2 separate regions of the Mus musculus genome follow, and region 1 is linked to region 2. The links are chromatin contacts, found by Hi-C or POLR2A ChIA-PET in ENCODE. All regions are on one chromosome and are shown on one strand. Each heading gives the region's core, a stretch centred on a gene start or an enhancer-like site at or near the end of the contact. The rest is flanking DNA. Distances are from core to core; before and after follow the strand shown. Region 1 holds the start of Cables2 (CDK5 and Abl enzyme substrate 2). Region 2 holds the start of Slco4a1 (solute carrier organic anion transporter family, member 4a1).

Region 1 (5,316 bases), core at 750-3,249, 180 kb after region 2:
AGAAACTGTCACTGGGACTGGGTGAGGCCTGGGCTTAACAGAGTACCATTCTCTACTGAGCACACCTGAGAGGCCCGAAGGACAAAATTCCAAGGGACAGCCAGGTGTGTGTGTGTGTGTGTGTGTGTGTGTGTGTGTGTGTGTGTGTGTTCAATCAGTTACAAGATTCTTCAGCTTTTTCAAATTTGAATAAAACACAAGCTGTATGTTTTATCCACTTTGACCTCCTGGTCAGGTTTGGTCTGTGAGGGAAAAAAACCCACAGTACCACACCCAGGAAGAGGCCAAGTTCCTGTTTAAATGTCCCTCAATCACCTCACAGGTTTGTCTGCCAATATTGGGGTCTAGCTCTAGGGCTATGTCCACACTCATGGTACCCTGCCAGGAGCACACCTCCTTGTCATCCCTGTCAGACAGTGGCTTCTGTTAGCCACGATCAATTACCCATCCCAAAGCAGCTTAGTCATACAGCTAGCACCTCATACTACCAGAGACCAAAACTCAGAAAGGTAAGCAGCCTGAGTGTGAAGGACACCACCCCAGGTCAGCAGACACCATGACCCCCTGACAGAAATTACTCTCTCTGGGAGTGCCCACCACTCAATGGACCAAGCCCTGCGTTCTACTAGACAGGAAAACTGTCCACCTTGTCACTGGTTCCTGGCAGGGTAGCTAGGAAAAGGCAGTGGAGAAGAGGGGGGTCAGAACAGAGTAAGGGTAAGCCTACTTGTTCAGGGATGACAGGGAGATGCCATGGATAGAGGGGGGTGTCTGACAGAATCAGCCTGCCTGAGCCTTAAAAGCAGGGAAGGAACTGGCAGTATGAACTCCTATAGGTAACACTACCGATGGCTTCTCCCAAGGAAAGAAGCCACTTCCCAGGGATCTCTCTCCCTCAACCAACTCCACTCCAGCACCCATTTTAAGCAGCCACAGGACCAGAGCAGGCAGTGACCATAGACCAAAAAGAACATTGGGGAGATTTTCCTTTGTGTTTCTTCAATGATCCATCAAACACTTTAAAGACAAGAAGTCGCCGGGCAGTGGTGACGCATGCCTTTAATCCCAGCACTTGGGAGGTAGAGGCAGGCAGATTTCTGAGTTCGAGGCCAGGCTGGTCTACACTATACAGAGAAACCCTGACTTGAAAAACAAAACAAAAGAAAGATAAGAAGTCCACATAGGTTGGGAGCTGGAAAGAGCAGGTGATGGTAGGGTGAAGACTCTGTACAGGGAAGGGCCGACATACACACACGGTACTGAGCCAGAAGGGTTTGTATACTCGAGTCCTGGACATCCTCCACGAAGGAAACTGAAACTCCAGTATCATGCAGACTCAAGACCACGTCCATGAGGCAACTGAGATGTCAGCTGCCCTCAGACCATAGACGGGTGTCTTCAGCAGTCAGTGAGGAGGCCAGGCGGCACAGCCCGGAAGTTACAGGCTCTGGTGGAACATGGATGGATACCTGCCCAGAAGAACCCCAGGGCTGAGGGAACACCCCGGAGCAAGTGACCACAACAGGCCCGCACCCTGAGTCTGCAGCCCATAATGAACATTCGCTGAAGGGTGCCCTGTACACCGAGTCCTGGACGGGAGAACAGGACACAGGTTCCGTGCACCTACCGACCTTGCCGTGTTTAGCCACGCCAAACCTACAACAGACAGAAGACTCTAGGACTCAGGGGAGCGCCGGGGCAAGCCACATATCGCTAGCCGATCGAAGGGCTCAGAGGAGCCTCATTTGCATGCAGGCGCGCCGCAACCAATGGACAGGGACCGCGGAACTATATTTGCATATGGGCGCGCCGCGGCCAATGGGCGGGAGCGACGGGGTGGTATTTGCATACAGGCGCGCCGCAACCAATAGACAGGAACCGCGGAACTATATTTACATATGGGCGCGCCGCGGCCAATGGGCGGGAGTGACGGGGTGGTATTTGCATGCAAGCGCGCCGCGGCCAATGGGCAGCTGCGCGGCGGCGCGGCGCGGCGGCGCACTCGAGCATGGCCGCGGCTGCGGCGGGAGGAGCCCCGGGTCCGGCCCCCGGCCCCTCCAGGCCCGCGCCGGCCGCCCGGAACCCGCCGGCCGTGCCGCGGAGGCGCGGGGACTCCCGGCGCCGTCAGGCCGCCCTCTTCTTTCTCAACAACATCTCCCTGGACGGACGGCCCCCGAGCCTGGGTCCCGGAGGCGAGAAGCCAGCGCCGCCGCCGCCACCGCCCACCGAGGCCCGCGAGGCGCCCGCGCCGCCGCCCGCTCCACCTGGAGGCCTCCCGGGGCTGCCAGCCAGGCCCGCGCCCCAGGGCCTGCTCAGCCCCACGACGGCGCCCGCCGGCCTTGGCCTGGACGGGCAGCGCCAAAGGTGAGTGGGCTGGACGGGGGCGGCTGCACGCTGGGGTCAGGGTGGTGGCCTAGAGGCCTAACCAGCACTCCGGCTGTGTGACCTATGGCCTTGGCAGCCCGGGGCACCGGTGGTGGTGAGCCAGGTCCCTCCTCCCAGGTTGTGGGGTAGTTGACCTATGGGTTCGGGTAAGCCACAAGCTCGGCAGACCTGGACATGGTTGGGATGAGGTGGGTCCATTCACCCCGCACACAGGTATGGTCACCTGGTACCCATCAACTTAACACTCAGAGGTCTGGGTGAACCGGAATGGTCAGCCCAGGACACAGGGTCAAGATGACCAGCCCAAGATCAAGGTGTCGGGTAATTAGGGAAGAGGGTTCTTCAGCCCATAATGCAGGAGCCAGGGTGGTCCAGGGATCCTTCATTCTGGTACTTGAGGGCCCATCACCGCAGCGTGCAAGAGTCAGAGAGGCTCGCAGTCCCGTCTGTCCTTGACTGGGACTGAGGTGATGTGGCAGCATCAGTCCAGAATACAGGAGATGAGTTTGGGATTAACTGAAGCTGGTCAGCCTCCAGAGGGAAGGGATAGTCCCACTAAAACTGTCAACTTCTGGATATGGGGTCAGCTCTTTACCTTGAAAGTCCCACTAAAGCTGTCAGCTCCTGGATATGGGGTCAGCTCTTTACCTTGAAAGTCCCCTGAATATGGATTTCGGAGTTCCCTTGGTCTAATTGACTCTAGACACATCCCTCCCCTGGCTACCCTACACAGAGACTCACAAACACTTTTTACAGGCTGTGTGCCCAACTCAGCTTGTGGGCCAGGGTCTTACCTACCTGGTCTCATCTCTACTCGGCCTTATACACCTGACCACCTCCCTGCCCTCTGTCCCACACCTGCTGGACTCAGGGTCTGCAACATGTAACTGTTCTGCCTCCCCTGCCTGGATCCTAGGATCCTTCATCCTAGCCCAGGACAGCTCTTATTCCTCACTACTCCCCCATTCCCTGGCTATGCTTACTTCCCAGATGGCCGTAGCTACCAGCACCATGTGGGTCTCAGCCTGCTCAGCTCCCTCTTGCATTCTCAGCCTTCACCTAACGAGTGACAGCGGGAGCTAAGTCTGGACACTGAGGTCCCTTCTGGGCAGGCCCCACTGCTATATATCCGAGCTCCTGCCAGGTGGCTGGCTCCCAGGTGTGGGAAGCCCTAGGCAGGTCTGTGATGGGAAAAGCTGTCTGACTTCTGACCCTGCATCACATATCTGTGGCCAAAGGACCTCAACTTTCTGTGGCTACCACCTCAGCCTACAGGTAGGGCCAGGTCATGCTTCTCCACAGGACATAGAGGGATACAGTGGGGACAAGGGGTCAGTTTGTCCCAGAGTGTTAGTTAGCTGGACCCCCTTGAAGAGCAAGCTGAAACATTTGTGGTTGAGGCTCCCTTTGGTACCCACGCCGTCCTAGCTCTTCCAGCCATCCGTCTTCCTAGTTCTGCCCCACTTCATCCTGAGAGTTGTTATCCTTGTGTGGTCACAGGCCTTCAACAGGAGGACGGTCTACCCCAGCTCCCAGTCTGTGGGTAGGAGAGACAACAGTGGCTGGCCTCCTGAAGGCTGTCACAGTGAGTGCAGACCAGCCATCCTCCATCCGGTAGCTCTGTGACCTTGAACAGCTAATGGATCTCTTACAGCCTCAGTCTCCTGCTCTGTGGAATAGGCTGACAAGAAGCTTTTTGTCCTTGATCCTACTTTGGGCTCTCAGGAGTATTTTCTAGCAATAGACAGAGTCACTGCTGGTTGTCTGCACAGGGCTTTTGAGCTGTTTATTGTCTCTTTTACTGCATGCCTGGAAGGAGGCTCACCTCTAGGCTCTATGGTCCCGTTCAAAGTGTGTATTCCAGCTACTTGCCCACTGCTGCCTTCTGGTTAGAGAGCCTGTGTGTGCACCTCTAAGGCCATGGAGAAAAAGGAAGCTCCCAGCAGCAGCAGCACTTTTCCCCCCAGCCCTGGATGCCAATCACTGAAGGTCAGGCTGTAACCTGGAGGTGCTCCTGACCCTGTACAGCTTCCACAGGCCTTGGGTGCCGGTGGCTTACGCTGTGTTGATCCCTCTCCTTGTCTCCACGTGGGGCTCCTCCCTGCATGTCCTCACGGGTTTATCTTGTCCTCCTTTCACCTTGATCCCTTCCTAGAGTGTCTGTAGCTTAGGCCCCTAAGGAGGCTTTTGAAGGATCTTTTTGGGGAACTACTTCAACTTACAACAGCCCTGCTTAGTACCTGCTGGAGAAATGAAGAGGAAGGGAAAGTCCCCATAGGCAAATGACTTTGCAAATTGCAACCTAATTGCACCCACCATTAGAGAACTGGGCCTAGAGGCAGGAGACTGTGTTCTGCTTTGATCTCAAAGAGGGGCCTAGGCCAGCCCTGAGTAGCACCTGAGCCACTTAGAGGAGCCATTGAGCAACTTGGCACCTGGGTATTAGTCTCTGCCCAGAATCTGCTCACTCGGGGCTGAAACCCACTGGAGTAGTCAGTCGCCAGGACAACCCAGCTGCTGACCCTGCCTCTGAGGCCCCACTCTTTCTCTGTGAAGCTGCTGGACCACAGGCCTCTCTACATGGAGTGCTGGGACGGAGACTCACCAGGAGACCATGGGGTATTTTGCTTATTTGTTTGGGTTTTTAGCAGATACAGGTCTGTGAGGAGCTAAATGGTGTGCTCGGGCAGGGGAACAGAGCCCCGGGCTCTGACTGAATGCTGTTGTGCTTGCTTAGTGGAGGAGGGTCCCAGACTCCTGAGCATGCTGGCCAGGATGGGCTCCTCACTAGGGACTTCTCTGCAACCTGTCATGTGACGGGTGGTTCCTGAGTCTGTCCCGAGCCTGCACAGCCCATCCACTCTTCCTGGATTCCTAAAGGGCACAGAATCAAAGCCACGGGCACGTGATCCTGCCTAGACCTCTCCCCAT
Region 2 (5,558 bases), core at 95-2,594:
TCTCCCCTGTGTCATTTCTAGGCAAGCCAAACATCCCGGTGCCCCAGGCTGCTCCTCTGTGCAAGGGGACTTTAAAATGCTGCCTGGGACTGCTCTTATCCAAAGCCCTCTCCAAGCCAGCAAATGCCAGGCTCAGCAAACAGCGCCTGCTGTCCCCATTACCACAGCTAAGATTTATAAATAATTCGGCTAAACACCAGGTGTTCTCTTCCCTGCCGTCCACCTGCCCCAAGCTGCTTTAACAACAGCTGACTAGACAGCTACCTTGGTTTACTAAACTACAAAACAAAACAAAACAAAACAAACAAACAAACAAAAAACACTGCCCTGAAGTTGGGATAGTTCCATCACAAATGGGCAGTTTCAACACCTTGGGACAGAAACACCCCAAGGCCATGTCTGGGGGAGGCCAGCAATCCTCATCACGCTAAACTCAAGCCACTGCGCCTGGGGCCCCAAGCTATAAGGTGCGACTATGTGTCTCTATCTCATTTTTCCTACAGATGCTCACCTCTCCTGTGAAGGAGGTACCCTGCCTTGAGTTCCCGGGTTTGGAGCTAAGCGTGCCAATCAGGCAGCAAAGCGACCCGAACTCTCGTTGGCGTACACACGCGTCCGGGGGCATCGGAGAGCTGCGTGAAGGTACCGGGCCTCAGGGACCCGGGCATCCGCGCTCCTCGTAGGGACAAAGCCCGCCACTAGTGAGCAACTTCCGTGCTCCACGTTTCCCTCGGTCTTAGCAACAACCACCACAGCCACTGGATCTGTCGCTGAACAGACCCGCAGAGGCTCGCACCTGCGTATACTAGCAAACCTTTAACCTGGGCCGACAGCTCTAGCGGTCCCCCCCCCCCCCTCACGCTTTCCTGCGCCCCAAGTCCACTCCCATCTTCCCTCTCGCTCTAGCGCAGCGGCTCTGCCTTCCCCCACCCCACTGCAGACTTGCAGCTTCCCTCATGTGCAGTGAGAAGGGGTGAATTCTGCATCCGGCTCCCTTGAGCCCACTCTGTCCCCGCATTGGTTCCCCGGGATGTGTCTTCAGACAACGCACCCGGGGCTCCGCCGCGCTTTAGTCCAGCCTCCGCAAACACCTGCCGCGCTCCTGACGTCAGCAGGTCGGAGTCTGGCATACCTAGGAGGCATCTAGTACGGAGCCAGACCCTGTCCCCATCCTGGTCCGAGACCTCAAAGCAGTCCAGATCCCAGAGCACTCACCTTCCCACGAACCCGGCTGCCGCGCTGCGCCCTGCGCTCTGGACTACGCGCGCAGCCCACTCCCGCTTCATTCATCGCCCAAGCCGCTCCCGCAGGGATGGGGGTAGTGGCCTCACCACCGCCACCAATGGCAGCGAGGCTCGGGCGGGCCGGGGCCAGAGGTGACAGTAGCGAGGGCGCGCCGGGGCGGGGCCGAGCGGAGGGGCGGAACTTGGGCGGGTCAGGGACAGCACAGAGAGCGGGACTTAGCTAGTGCTTTGCACGCGGTGATTTCTTTCTGTTGGGGGACACTCTGGAGGTTGCAGGCTAGGAAAATATGGCTCAAGTCTCACTGCGTCGTAGATGCCACCTGCTCAAGCGTGGAACCGAGGCGTTGGAGGGCGCGAGTAGCGATCCCCTCAGGCGTGGGGTACAGCTCCAGCCCGGCAAAGGGATCTCTCCACTCTCTGCTCAGGTCAACCAGTGAGTTCAGTGCAACGGGGCGCTGGGCCAAACCACACCCTCACCGGAGGAGCCCACAGGGTTCCAGTTCCGGGTACTCTTGACCTGAGATGGAGAGAGAATATACCAGTCACCTTCAAATTGAGGCGTTCTCTGCTGTGCGACCTTGAACATATTTCTGAACCCCTCTGGGCCAGTTTTCGCATCTGTAAAACTAAGATAATTAGCCATACGAGTGTGATGGCTACTGCTTGTAAGCCTGTGGGTATTCGGAAGGCTGGGGCAGAAGAAGGGTCCCACTTTCATAGTTCTAGGCCAGCCTGGGCTACAAAAGAAACCCAGTCTCAGAAAATCAAGCAAACAACCTTTTTTATTTTTTATTTTTCTTTTTTTTTTTAATTTTATGATTCCAACACATCACTGAAGGAAATGGAAAACAGTAGCTGGTCTGAATTTAGCCAAGTAACAGCCGACAGCCACTAGCCATTAACATCATACCACTGACAATCAACAGCCGATGGCAGAAACTCTCCATATATGTCTCCCTTTGGGGTGTATTACATTTAATTGAAAATACATGTGAGCCAGGTGTGGCGATGTTCACCGATAATCCTATACATACATGGGGCTGATGCAGGAGAATCTTTAGTGGGAGAGCCACACTGGGCTACCTAATAAAATCCTGTCTGGATTTAAAAATAAAAATAAAACAAAACAAAACCAAGAACAACAACCAAAGCAAAACAATAGAAACAAAATAACCTTCCCCAACTCTCCAAGGCATCCAGAGTTTATAATCTGGACAGGGGAAGTAAAGGCAGAAGGAATCAGAGTCTGTGATCAGCTTGGGCTACACAAAAGTAAAGTTAGTGTGGACCCTGCTGTCAGCTCATGAGGACATCACTAGTCACAGGGTGCCTGGGGACAGACCCTCCATGCAGCCTCGGGAGCTAAGGCAGGGCTCTTCCTTTATGTCTAGAGAAGAGACTGGCTGCTGAGCTTAGTTCTTCCAGCCTGACTTGTTATTTATCAGCATGTCTTCCCGGAGTGGGTGTGGCCGGAACCTACTCATGTTCTATCCTGGGAACCTCTGGTGATGACTTCAGGGTCTAGGGTCTACTTGTCAACATGTGAGTCTCTGCTCCAAAAAAAGCTGAGCTTCACTTCCACTGCCCCAGGTGTTGACCTCCATACCTGAGGCTGCCTCTGCTCAGAGAAGACATCAGGAAGAATAGACAGCCAGGCACCATGAGGTATACACGGCTTTACTAGTCTCTCTCTCTCTCTCTCTCTCTCTCTCTCAACATCTCCCTTAGGTACATGGACCTCAAGACCTGAAGCCAGAGAAAGCAGGCTGAACACAAATTTGAGAGATTGTGAGTCCTCTGCTTCAGGACGTGTGAGTAGAACTTCTCACTAAAGGGGACTCGTGGAAGTGCTCCAAATGTCAGGAGCAGGCTTGGACACCGTGCTTCCAACACTTAATTTTGGGTACATCCCTGAAACCAATATTGGTACAATATTTTTCCTTTAAACATCTGGTGTGTTTTATGAAAAGGGTAAGTTTGTTTTAAAGACAGTAACCAGGGTTGATTACTGTAGAGCGGTCACCAGAAAAATAGATTAAAAAGTAACACTGTGATATTAAGTTCTAGACAAATAGTGCTGCCTGCTGAGGGGCCTGAACTTTAAGCCAGCCTCAAGCTCAAACAGGAATTAACCTTCCTCATCAGACACGATCTAAAGATGATTCTAGAGTAAACATCCAGGTATTAATGCAAGGCACAGGCCTTGTCCTGCCCTCAGAAGCCAAGTCACATACCCAGGCCCTCTGGGGGCCTCATGATACCTGGGGGTCTGGAGACCCTCATTTTCTCAGACTGTGCCTGGCTCCTCAAGGTTCTTGGTATTTCCTGTGACTAAAGACCAGGAAGTCCCAGAGATTGACTGGACTGAGATCTCTATGCAGTGTATATCCAGGTTCCCGTTAGCAGCCAAGAAAAAGTTCAGACACCAGACTAAAGGAATTGGGAGAACGTTTATTGCAGAGAGAATTCATGTTTCTTGAGTAACACGCATCAGCCAGAAGCCTAGAGTCATGTAAACGTAGTGGAGGAAGATTAGTCATGAGTTAAGGTGGTGGGTGATGTGGGGAATTCCATAAATGAGTCGAGTTTTCCCCTCTCTTGTCCTTGTACGGGGTCTTGAATGTGGTGTCGGATGCGTGAGGAGAATGGGAGTTTTTGCCAAGTATCTTTATAACGACGCTGAAGGCAGTTAACATTCATCGCCTTCACCTCTCAGTCAGCTTCGTTGGGCCTTGACTGAAATGGTAGCTGGCCCTCTGCTTGTGATACAGCTGGCAGCTCTGGGAGCTGTCTGCACCTTCCTAACCTTTGACAAAAGGGACAGAGATGTGGCACGTGGGATTCAGTGTCCATCTCCTTTCAAATGGCTGCCTCCCCCTTCATCTTGCCAGGGAGGAACTGGGAGGTCCGGGGTGGAGTCCCAACGAGGTCAACCCCAGGGTACCACAGAAGCTTGGAACAAGAACTGGCTGATTATGAGCCCTGGAACATTCTGCTCTCAATCAGTTCTATCCCAGCGGGGTTTTTGGAGAGGAAATAACCAAGAGAAAAATAATCCAAGTAACCCAAGCCCTGCTGGGCACCCATGGTCCCAGAGCGGGCATCACTGCGTGCTGAGGGAGGGGGGTGGCACTCCTGGATGCTCCCAACAGATATTTATGCTTTTATGAGCAATCACTGTCCCCTGTCACAGTGTTGGGTGGGATGCTGAAATGCTAAAACATAAACTCATTCTGTGCATGTCCTTTTTTCCTGGGCTTGCTGTCCTGTGGACGTCGCCAGTGGCAGGCAGTTGATCTCCAGAGTAGAAAGAGAAAGGCCAGGGCAAGGGAGGGTCAGGCTGCTGAGACAACACTTTTCCTGGGCACAGGTGGAACGGTGGCCAACCTCAAAGGCTTAGGTCAGAACTAGGTCTTCTCCTGGTGCTTTGACAGGTATGAGTGATTCCCCCCCACACACAGTGTTCACTGAGGAGCCTGCTTTGGTGGAACACACACACACACACACACACACACACACACACACACACACACACACATATATATATATATATATATATATATATATATATATATATATGTATACTGATCATTTAAAGATGTTTCAGTTCTTCCTTTCCTGGTTTATAAAAGGGCTGAGACAACCTAGTGACAGTTGACCCATGCCTAGGAAATGATGAAATAATGTCACACTGGCAGCCAAGCTGTGAGCTGTGACATGCCCTGGAGTCTCTGTTAAATGTTTGAAGTTAAGGCTTCTAAACTGTTTGGGGTAGTGCACACCTACAATCCCAACACTTGGGAGTCTGAGGCAGGAGGTTTGCCACAAGTTCAAAGGCAACCTGGAATTCAGTATGAAACCTTGTCTTCAAAAAGCAAAATAAATAAATGAATAGAGTTAGTACTTGACGTTTTACTTTTTTTTTTTTTCTGGCTCCTTGTTAGGTTTGTTTTGCTTTCCGAGACAGGTGCCTCCAGTCTTGCTTTAAAGCTGAGGGTAAACTTGAATTCACCATCCTCTGACCTCCCAGAAAGGGATTATACCGTGGCACCAGATCCAACTATAGGACTCCACTCAAAATTTTGTATGAGAGAGTAGATCTTTCAGAAGGTTAAAGGGGACCACAGTCAAAGGTGAAACCTAGCCTTGGGGACGTTTAGAGCCACGTGTGTGACAGCACACCTTGCTGTATTTGGTAAGGAACTATGCTCAGTAAGAAGATACTAGGATGGTGCAGTCCTGAGGCAGCCATGCCAGAGAAGGGACTTTCAGGGTTGGAGTAGTCTTAGGAAGAACCCAGCCTGGAATTGTCCA

Evidence for each region. A loop is a pair of places that touch in the nucleus more often than their neighbours do. ChIA-PET counts read pairs that join two places held with the same protein, here RNA polymerase II (POLR2A).
Region 1: POLR2A ChIA-PET joins it to region 2 with 18 read pairs in embryonic stem cell. The contact joins the promoter of Cables2 here to the promoter of Slco4a1 in region 2. A Hi-C loop is called at or near these places in 2 of 37 maps with a recorded cell type or tissue (T-helper 2 cell and v-Abl transformed pro-B cells). POLR2A ChIA-PET finds 5 or more read pairs at or near these places in 3 of 5 experiments (Patski and embryonic stem cell).

Annotation. Positions count from the first base shown.
Region 1 is chr2:180,270,148-180,275,463 of GRCm38, reverse strand. It overlaps Cables2 (CDK5 and Abl enzyme substrate 2), which reads left to right and starts at 1,999. Exons shown (of 10, transcript NM_145851.2): 1 at 1,999-2,364. The coding sequence starts at 2,009. It also overlaps a transcript of Rbbp8nl not described here.
Region 2 is chr2:180,452,031-180,457,588 of GRCm38, reverse strand. It overlaps Slco4a1 (solute carrier organic anion transporter family, member 4a1), which reads right to left and starts at 1,344. Exons shown (of 12, transcript NM_001355218.1): 1 at 1,216-1,344.